Regions from separate parts of the Homo sapiens genome. Here region 2 is linked to region 1. Evidence: chromatin loops called from intact Hi-C (ENCODE). Cell type or tissue: Panc1. All regions are shown on one strand. Each heading gives the region's core, and the rest is flanking DNA. Links, peaks and the distances in the headings are about the cores only.

Region 1 (5,396 bases), core at 200-5,199:
AAACAATTCCAAACAGGTCTATGAGATTTAAGATGTGAAAGATCAACATTATCTTTAGTTGACTTTACTGGATGCCACAACCTTCTGATTTCTGTAACCACTTCTTATGCCTCCTACCCACTGAAACAAAATCAGAGGCAAACAGAGCTTCACCCTAGAAATTGGGGAAAATGAGGAACAGGTTTTCTGCACAAAAGTTTATTTGTTTCTCATTTCTTTTTCAGAAAATAAAGGATCGCTGTTGTTCCCAACAGGTTTGTAGGGAAGAAAATTGGAGAAACATTATTACCTTTTCTTAGATGTTGGCAACGGAGGCAACAAGGACTGCAAAAGAAAATTGTGTGTCCCCCATTCCTAAATAATCAAAATTGGCAGTAGGGATGGAAGAGCATTGGGGTTTTAGGGCTGTTAGGGTTTCATCAAGCCAATGTATTCCCTGCCAGATTTTAAGGAGAAAAAGGCGCTGGAAAATTGAGTGATGTTAGCCCCCTTTCTTATTTTTCACTGCTACCAAAGACTAACTCTATCTCTCTCCCCAACCCTTCTCTCCATCTCCCTCCTTTAGATGTGTTTGCACAGAAGAGTGCCCAGTGAAGAGACCTACTCCTTGGATCGCTTTGCGCAAAATCCACCCCTTTTCCCTCCTCCCTCCCTTCCAGCCTCCGAATCCCGCATGGCCCACGCTCCCCTCCTGCAGCGGTGCGGGGCAGGTGATGAGCCTCTGTGAACTACTAAGGTGGGAGGGGGCTATACGCAGAGGAGAATGTCAGATGCTCAGCTCGGTCCCCTCCGCCTGACGCTCCTCTCTGTCTCAGCCAGGACTGGTTTCTGTAAGAAACAGCAGGAGCTGTGGCAGCGGCGAAAGGAAGCGGCTGAGGCGCTTGGAACCCGAAAAGTCTCGGTGCTCCTGGCTACCTCGCACAGCGGTGCCCGCCCGGCCGTCAGTACCATGGACAGCAGCGCTGCCCCCACGAACGCCAGCAATTGCACTGATGCCTTGGCGTACTCAAGTTGCTCCCCAGCACCCAGCCCCGGTTCCTGGGTCAACTTGTCCCACTTAGATGGCAACCTGTCCGACCCATGCGGTCCGAACCGCACCGACCTGGGCGGGAGAGACAGCCTGTGCCCTCCGACCGGCAGTCCCTCCATGATCACGGCCATCACGATCATGGCCCTCTACTCCATCGTGTGCGTGGTGGGGCTCTTCGGAAACTTCCTGGTCATGTATGTGATTGTCAGGTAAGGAAAGCGCCAGGGCTCCGAGCGGAGGGTTCAGCGGCTTAAGGGGGTACAAAGAGACACCTAACTCCCAAGGCTCAATGTTGGGCGGGAGGATGAAAGAGGGGAGGTAAACTGGGGGGACTCTGGAGGAGACCACGGACAGTGATTGTTATTTCTATGAGAAAACCTACTTTTCTGTTTTTTCTTCAACTGATAAAGAAAGAATTCAAAATTTCAGGAGCAGAGAAGTTGCTTTGGTAAAAGCTACAAATGTCTAGGGGTGGGGGGCGGAGGGAAGCTATAGCATAGACTTGGAGCGCTTCCTTATACTGAGCAAAGAGGGCTCTTGGCAGAGTCCTACACTCAGTCCCTCTGCAGGAGCTATGGAAAGAGTAAGTTGTGAATAATGGGAGAGAAATTCTAGTTAGCTTTCCCAAATTTGGTTGGGGCCGGTGTGTGTGTGTGTGGCGGGGGGAGCAGTCTCAAGTCTTCTCAATTGTTTTGAGATGGACCTTGGCAACTTTCCTACTCCTGCTGGTTTAGTACTTCCCTGTACCACAACCCCACCCTTTCTTCTCCCCTGCCATAGCAGCCCTTACCCAACTCTTCCTTTCATCCTGAGGCAACACTAGGTAGAGGAAGTTTTCCTAGCATCTCTCCATGACAGTTTTCCTCTGTTATAACAAACATGACAAATGTGTTGCCTAGACCAGTTTGCCGTTAGTAGCTTCAGATCGCCTAAGTCACAAACTGCATCTGGAATGGGTAGGTTGGTTCAGGAGAACCGCAGGACATGGCTGTATTTCATTGCCTTCACAAGTTGGAGCTAATTAGGAGTGACCAAAAGCATCATAATTCCACATTAGAAACTGCAGAAACTCTTATACAGGAAGTTGTGATGGGTGCTCTAGACAAAGTGTTCTTATCAAGTAAAATTAATTCAAAAGAGTTGTAGTCCACTTTCTGTTTACCCAGATGTTCCCGGTATATTTGGCAGAGTGTGGAAGCTCTCAGTATTGACTGAGATTGATATTGATTGTGTTGGTGTTGATGTGTATATTCAAATACTACATGTGAATGTGAAATGCCATATATCTGTTTTTGTTAAAGAAGATAAATATTTTAACACTTTAAAATAGTTCCTAATTCGAGGGTTTTTTTTTTTAACCAGGGGTATGTGTATATAGGGAACATGGCATTTTCATATTTAGTTACAATGTTTGTTTCACCTATTCAGCAAGTATTGCAGGTTTCAGCGGAGCTCTTAAATCATTTAAGAATTGCTCTCTCCAGTATGCTTTCATTACCCAGGTGCTGCAAATTGCTTATAAGCAATTCTTTCTACTCATCTGTCTGATTTCTTTAATTAATGATTTTTAAAGAGTAAAGCTAATTTCCCTGATCTTTTGATGAGGAATAAGATAAGTATTGTCTGTAAGAAAAGAGCACCATCTATTGAGAGGAAGGCTAACAACAGAAGGAAAAATGCAAGAAGATCGATGGAAGTATTTATTTTTAAAAACATTTACTTTAAGTAATTCAATACAATGATTCACATTGAAGATTAAAAACCAAGTTTAATTTTGCAGTTATGACAATAAAAGTTATAATTAAAGGCCTGTTTTGTGAAGGGAAAATATGTTTCTCATTTTTTCTAAAAGAAATTCATAGAATCATAAACTAATCAAGCTAGAAGGGACTCTAGAGATTATCTATGCTAAGTAAATAAACTGAGGCACAGAAAATGTAAATTATTTTCTCTAAGAACAGATAGTTCATTAATTCAGTGCCACTAAATCTCTCCTAGCTAACATATTTTTTTTTTTTATTGTGCTGGCAAATCATGATTTGAGTTAATTCGACTATTAGGTTGACAGAGTGGGTTGATATAGCAATAATAACTTGGGAATAACAAATTATCCCCAAATTCTATGTGAAATCCTGAAGGAAAAAAGCATGAAACAAAAATACCAAAGCATCTAGGAATCCTGCCATCTGAAACATAATATTTTATTCCCTTTTATTGCTTCTTGATATTTTCCTTCCTCATTTTTCTACCCTTTAGTTTATGCTTTGCAATACAGAGAGAGCCAATAGAGTGGCAACTGGCTGTGAAATGAGCAGATTGGTCTTATTCCAGTGTAGAAGAGGTTGCTGGTTGGGTGAGTTAGTTTTAAAGGCATTACCTCTGGCCTCTTGTTGACTTGGAGAAACATGGTGACGGTGCATCTTACTGAGAACATGTTATTATGCTTTATTCTCGGTACTGAAAGTTCTTACAAAATGCAGTACTATTTGAAAGGTCATCCCAAACACCCACCTGTGGCAGGCTGGGTTTTAATCGCAGGGTTAGGTAACCCTCTTGGAATGTGACTGTGAAACAGAAAAATGGGCAAGTTAGTGACAGATGAAGCGACAGGGAAAGCATCTGGGGACTGAAGCAAGTATGTCTATTTAGCTGAGAACATTTAACTGACTGTCTCCAGGCTGCGGTGTTTAAACTACAAAATGATCAGTTCAGGGATGTATTGTCCTTGCTAAAATGCTGGATATAATGTTGCATCTATTAAGTATTGAGGAGAAATGTTCACTTCCTTCCCTATTTAAAATTCAACAAATGCTATTGAATGATCAAGTAGTTGCAGTTTTCTGATTATATTAAGGTAATATTTATTAAAATGTTTTAGTACATTGAGTGAATCATGAGGCTCAGATGACTATGGCAACAACAACAACAAAAATAACTGCTAACATGGACGCTGTGATTAACTCTTTGGTTCTGTTTGTAACACCATCATCATCATCCCCTCATCAACAACATTATTAAGTAGTATAACTTAAATGAGATTCTTAAACAGGGCTACTCTAAGGAATACAAGGGAGGAAAGGAGAAACTGTAATATGTTCTAAAGATTTTAAGTCCAGATGTTAAGTGATAAAAATGTTATCAGTAACCATCACCTGAAAGCTTTTTTGGTTTTAAAGAAAAATAATGCTTGGAGAATAACCTTATGAAAATTATCACAAAGATTTTAGAAAATGTGATGAAAATACTACAAACAGTAGCAATCACTTAAAATGGGATGATAGTATTTCATTGTCAAGAACTGTAAAGAAAAAAAATCAAAACAAAAAGTAACAGCCACCAGAGATGTTTCACTTTTGGGAAAATATTTAATAACTGAACCAGACTATAGAATTACCCATAACTGCAAAAACTAATATAATCCCAGATGTGTTTATGTTGGGAAATTCTTTTTCCAAGGTTTGTTCATGTAGCTATGAACATGGTATGTACAGACACTGTTGAAAAGTGGAGGGCTAGAAACTTTGAGATTTCTGTGGGCTGCGTAAACCATCCTTCCAGTAAATTTCCAATGAAGAGTGCCAAGTAATAGTACCTTCATTTTTAAGATTATTTCTTAATGTGGTTAGATAAATTCTCAATATAACTAATTATCAGAGAAGAGCATTTAAATACGTGCAAGATGTTATTGTCATTTCTCCTTCCTAACAAGTATTTCTGATTTTAGAAAAAGTCCTGTGAGCTTATACTTGTTCTATATACTAAATATTTGATTCAGGTTTAAATTTAAAAATGATCAGTTATACTTGATTGAAACAGAAGTATAAGCTTTTAAACTTAATCTAGATTCAGGTAGCTACAAATTAGTGAACAATAATGTTTTATCTAATATAAGGATATATATGTGTGTGTGTGTATATATATATATATATAAATTCACACACACACATACATATTTGAATCAATTTGAATGCATGTCACTAAATATGATCATTAGTAATTTTCATAAAATAAAAAGATAATAGTTTATTTACTCAAATATTAATAAAATTCACTTTTCTAAAACCCACAAAATATCCTAATTAGAGGATGGATTTAAAGTGAAAAACACTAAATAAAATTCAGTTCTCAATTTAATGGCTTACATTAAAAAATACTAACTTAATTGCATGCCTTTCACTTAGTAAGGGAGAGCTCCTGGTACCTATTACAATTTGAACTTTAAGTGCTATTTTCCATATAGAAACTAATTCAGAGGAGAACAACTCTTCTTCTGTGTCTTCTAAACACACTAAATTGCTTTTCCTTTCCTTGGTTGTAAGCTGTGTCTTTGTCATTTGCATGACATTACCAATCAACGAGTTTCCTA
Region 2 (5,396 bases), core at 54-5,053, 58 kb after region 1:
CACCCAGGGCTTCGAATATTACTCCACAGCTTTTCTCTGCTTTCCTACACAATGCTACTTTGCACTCAATTATTATCACATGGTCTCAGCCAGATTCTCAACATTTACTATGAGCTCCAGAAAATGTAAGTTCTTAAGAACTGCTCTAATAAATTATAGTTTGTTATGTGAGGGTCCAAGAATCTGCCTTTTAAATAAAACAATAAACTGAAATCTCTTATTTAAACTGTACCTTCATCTCCAAAGTAGCACATTTACTGTTTTGTCTAACCTGTCTAGCCATTTCAGTCAAGCTGATTGACATGAATGTTTTCACCAAATGAGTTATGTGTTTTGTGAAATAATGTAATTATCCTTGGAAAAAGCCTTAATATTCTGACATATCTACCCGTGGGTCTTACAGGAAAAAGCAATATAATAGTGATAAAGTGAACGTCGTGGCATGTCCTGCTAATTCCTTTCCATTAATATGGCAAGTCCAGTCCTAAACCCTCTAATTACTATTATTAAAGCACTTTCTTGACATTTTAATCAAAATAGCGGGTCAAGAAGTTAGGAGATGCTCTGTATTTGGTTTAACTGTGAACTATATTATCCCCAGCTAAACTAAAAGCAGAAGCCTACTTTTAAAATAAAATACATCACTCTCAAAAGTTGATCTCAGTTTTTTTTACAAGACATCTGTGGAGAGTTAATTTGGGAAAGTAATTGTTTCAATTCAATGGGAAAAAAAACTCAAATGAGAATAGCTCACAAAATTACAGCAGTGGACAACATTAATGCTTATTTTGTGAATGAAATCAAAATGGCTATTCTTTCAGTTCTACAGTTTAAAAAGAAAATGGTTCCGTGTGTGTGTGTGTGTGTGTGTGCGTGTGATATAGGCATGTCTCTTTTTGCATGTATGGAATTAGAGTAAATGTAGGTTTAAAATTAATATTTCATGCATAGCAGAAGAAATTAGTATGTGTTTCTATAAATTATTGTGATATGTGAGAGAAAATGTTGTTTAGTTAAAAATGTGTTTATCCCTAGAAAAATTTGGCTTTTAGACTATTCATAATAACATATATTGACCATTTTGTGTCTGGGATGGGATATCTTATTTAATCATATTAGATATGGATTGTAACCTCTACTCTATAGTTGAGGAAACTAATGTTTAAGGAAGTAACTTGCCCAAGGTCATAGTTAAAATGTAGTGGCTGAGGGTTGGGTGCAGTGGCTCACGCCTGTTATCCTAGTACTTTGGGAGGCCAAGGCAGGAGGATTGTTTGAGGCCAGGTGTTCGAGACCAACCTGGCCAACATAGCAAGACCTTGTCTCTACTAAATTTATAAAATTTTAAAAATTAGAAAAAAAATTTTAATTAGTGGCTAACTATTGACTCCAGTTAAATTCCATCTTATAACCCAGGCTTTTAATCAATGTGCCCTGATATATTCCAGTCTATTTTTCACTCTTCTCAGCATGGTCTCAGACCTGAGAAATTTAGGGAAATTTAGTTTTAAAGATTGGATTAACTAAAGTGGTGCAGTATCTTCTTTTCCTGACTGTTCTAACTAATGTAACTAACTGAAAAACAGCAACATATTTTTCCTTTCAAAACTAACAAAATGAGATGTCATCTTATTTGGTTAAACTTAAGTGGTGAATTGCTATTTTACAGCCATTTTTTGTAAAAATACTCTCACTGAGATTTAGTGTTTTGGAACATGTCAATCTTTATTTTCTACCTCATGTAGTTTTGGATGCTAAATATGAAAAGGTGCATATTTTTCTCTTTTAACTTTCAACAACACCACGTTTATTTTTACTTCTACCTCTATGATTTTGAAATGCAGTTTCACAGTATTTATTTTTGCTTTTGCATTTTCTCCTTCACACTAAAGGAAAGGATATTTGAATGTATATGACCTATCACAAACCAGCTGTTAACTTTTGGATGTCATTCTGATCACTATATCTTTTGGCAGGTTGCAAATAAATATTTGTAAATTGCTAAAATTTGACAAAAATGGCAAAATTAATTTGGAGAGTACATTATGAGAAATAGAAATTTCTGTGGGGTGTAGAACAAAATTTGTCTTATTGATAATTTTCCTTTTCTAATTATTATTTCCCTGGAAATCAAGAATCCAAAGCCACAATTTCATCAGTCCTCTCCCTTCACACTCAGAATTTGTTTCTTTATAGAGTAGAGTTTCTGAGTTTCACGTGAATAGGAACTTTTCATGATGAAGAAAAAAAATTAGAGCCAGACCAGGTGCAGTGGCTCTCATCTGTAATCTCAGCATTTTGGGAGGCCGAGGCCAGTGAATTGCTTGAGCCCAGGAGTTCAAGACCAGCCTGGGCAACCTGACGAAAGTCGATCTCTGCAAAAAACAAACAAACAAAAAAAGCCAGGCGCGGTGGCATGCACCTGTAGGTCTAGCTACTCAGGAGGCTAAGGTGGGAGAATTGATTGAACCTGGGAAGTTGAGGCTGCAATGAGCAGTGATTGTGCCACCGCACTCTAGGCTGGGCAACTGAATGAGAGTCTGTCGAAAGGAAGGAAGGAAGGAAGGAAGAAAGGAAGGAAGGAAGGAAGGAAGGGAGGGAGGAAGAGAGCGAGAGAGAGAGAGAGAGAGAAAGAAAGAGAAAGAAAGAGAAAGAAAGAAAGTAAAGAAAGAAAGAGAGAAAGAGAAAGAAAGAGGGAGGGAGGAAGAAAGAAAGAGAGAAAGAAAGAAAGAAAAAGAAAGAAAGAAAGAAGGAAAGAAAAAGAAAGAGGAAGGAAAGAATGAGAGAAAGAGGAAAGAGAGAGAGGGAGAGAGGAAGGGAGGGAGGAAGGAAACCATATCGTCTATGACTTCTACTCTACTGCAATAAAATCTCTTAAATAAAGATCATACACATATATACACACATATATATACACACATGTATATACATATATACACACATATATATGATGTGGGTAGGGGAGGCTAGAAACAAGATTCATTTCAAATGTTAAATTGTAATTGTAGTTTTTAAAAACATGGAGAGTTTTCATAATAAACATGAAGAGTTTCATAAAAACATGAGTTTTCATAATATATATCAAATATATATCATATCAGGATATATCATAATATATTATATATTATCATATGATATATATCATAACATATTATATATTATATTATGATATATATCATAACATGTATTATCATATTATGATATATATCATAACATATATATTATCATATTACGATATATATCATAACATATTATATATTATCATATTATGATATATATCATAACATATTATATATTATCATATGATATATATCATATGATATATATCATGATATATATCATATTATATATTATCATATTATGATATATATATTATATATTATCATATTATGACATATAATATATATTATCATATTATGACGTATCATAATATATATTATCATATTATGACATATCATAATATATATTATCATATTATGACATATCGTAATATATATTATCATATTATGACATATATCATAATATATATTATCATATTATGACATATATCATAATATATATCAAAAAGTCACAGAGCTCATGCAAGCCCAGTCATCCCCATTGCCAGTGGTGTGTGCTAAAGGAATACACCCATAAATATTAACCCTAACTGGTGTGAGATAAGTATGAATTTAAGGTAGTGCTTGTTGCTTTACTGTGTATGAATCAAAGGAAATTAACCATCTTGTCTTTCTATAACATCTGAACATATTAGAAACACATGCAAAGAAATAAATAGCCTGATAAATTGGCTCCATATCATTATCAGATACCAAATAAATATAGGCTGAAAATTTCATCACAATTTGAATATTGGTCCTCTCAGTTTAAGAATGAATATATAGAAAAATAATGTGAGCAATTTGTCTGTATAAAGTGAAGTATTTCTTGGGAAAGAAGGAAAAAGAGCTAATGTATAGAGCACATTTTTTGTGTAAAATCAGCTACCATCTACTATTCTGTTTTCTATACAGACACCAGAAATCCCAAGAATACTAGATATCTACAAAATCTAGCAATCCCTACCTAGGTTCTTTCTACTTTTGTCACATTATCCAATATTTATAAAGGTTAAAAAATATATATTTAGGAGATTTTATAAATATAAATATATATGTATATATAATCCAGGATTCGTAATATATATTTACATATTATATATATAAATATATATACACACATATATAAAATTCAAGTTTTCTATACCTAAGTCCCTTGAAGTGTAAAAAGTAAATGATTTATTATGATGAAATGGATTCCTTTAAGATGTAATAGAAAAGCAAATCCTATGAAAGATGATATTAAGAAATAAGAATAACTTAATCAACAAATAGCAAAATATTTTTTAAAACGTTGACAACCAGAAAATTCAGTGAAAGGTGGATGTGGGATGAGATATGACTACTGTACATTTGACAATACAATCATCTATTTAACTCATTTCATAATTTGTCGACTTAAGAAGAATATCTCACTCTTACTCTTCTTCATTCTTCTCTATTATATTAGCTAAGGTGTTCTTATATTCAAAATTCCTGAAGTATCATTAAATATGGGCTCATTCAAATTCAAACCATCAACTTTTAAAAACGCTCTCCTTGAGCTACTCTTTGGAAATAGAAGGGAAATGGGAGGAACAATTCTCTCATAGAATTTTTAAATGCTTCAGCTAAGGCTTGCAGTGTGACTTGCATATACTATAATAACTGAATTTCTTTCTGATTGCTTCAGAAGTTCAATATGACAAATAGACTTTCAAATGGCTATAGTATAGCAAATATCAACGTCTAAATCTCAATAATGTAACTGGATATGTCAAGCAGATGCAAAATGTTCACAGTTCTTCGAACACTGGAACTGAAAAAGAACACTGCAGACTGTCTTATCCAAACATCCTTTTCCTATAAATGGAGAAATTGAAGGCCAGAAATGTATTTTTTTATTGTGTACCTTTTTTCTTACTAAATGTAAAAGATGATAGTGAAATCTTTCCAAACACCTAGTTTTCAAATAGAGTTTAAGAAAATTTGTGTAAATAAAAAGTCAGATAATTGTATTTTTACATAAACATATGTAAATTTAATTTTAAAATTTTCATCAGGTTAAGGGGAAGCATTACAATTAGATAAGAACAGCAGATGCAAGATAAAATCCTAAAAAATTATTTATTTTATTTTTTTGGAGACAGGATTTAGCTCTGCTGTCCAAGCTGGAGTGCCGTGGCACCAGCTCAGCTCCCTGCAGCCTCTACTTCCCAGGCTCCAGTGATCCTCCTGCCTCAGCCTCCTGAGTAGCTAAAACTATGGGCACACACCATCACACCATGCTAATTTTTGTACTTTTTGTAGAGACAGGGT

The links. Peaks named below come from ENCODE experiments on the same cell type or tissue, not always from the same donor. Only the 100,000 strongest peaks of a DNase experiment are listed, where the experiment ranks them.
Region 2: a loop joins it to region 1, with 7 times the contacts of the local background. A loop is called at or near these places in 2 of 110 quality-filtered maps.

Annotation. Positions count from the first base shown.
Region 1 is chr6:154,038,596-154,043,991 of GRCh38, forward strand. OPRM1 (opioid receptor mu 1) reads left to right here and starts at 645. Exons shown (of 4, transcript NM_000914.5): 1 at 645-1,239. The coding sequence starts at 950. RefSeq lists an enhancer at 905-1,404. In Panc1, for the core only: no CTCF peak of the experiment used is centred there; no DNase peak of the experiment used is centred there.
Region 2 is chr6:154,096,738-154,102,133 of GRCh38, forward strand. The region is part of intron 3 of OPRM1 (opioid receptor mu 1); the gene reads left to right. Among named protein-coding and RNA genes, the nearest start is that of OPRM1, 60 kb to the left of the region's middle. In Panc1, for the core only: no CTCF peak of the experiment used is centred there; no DNase peak of the experiment used is centred there.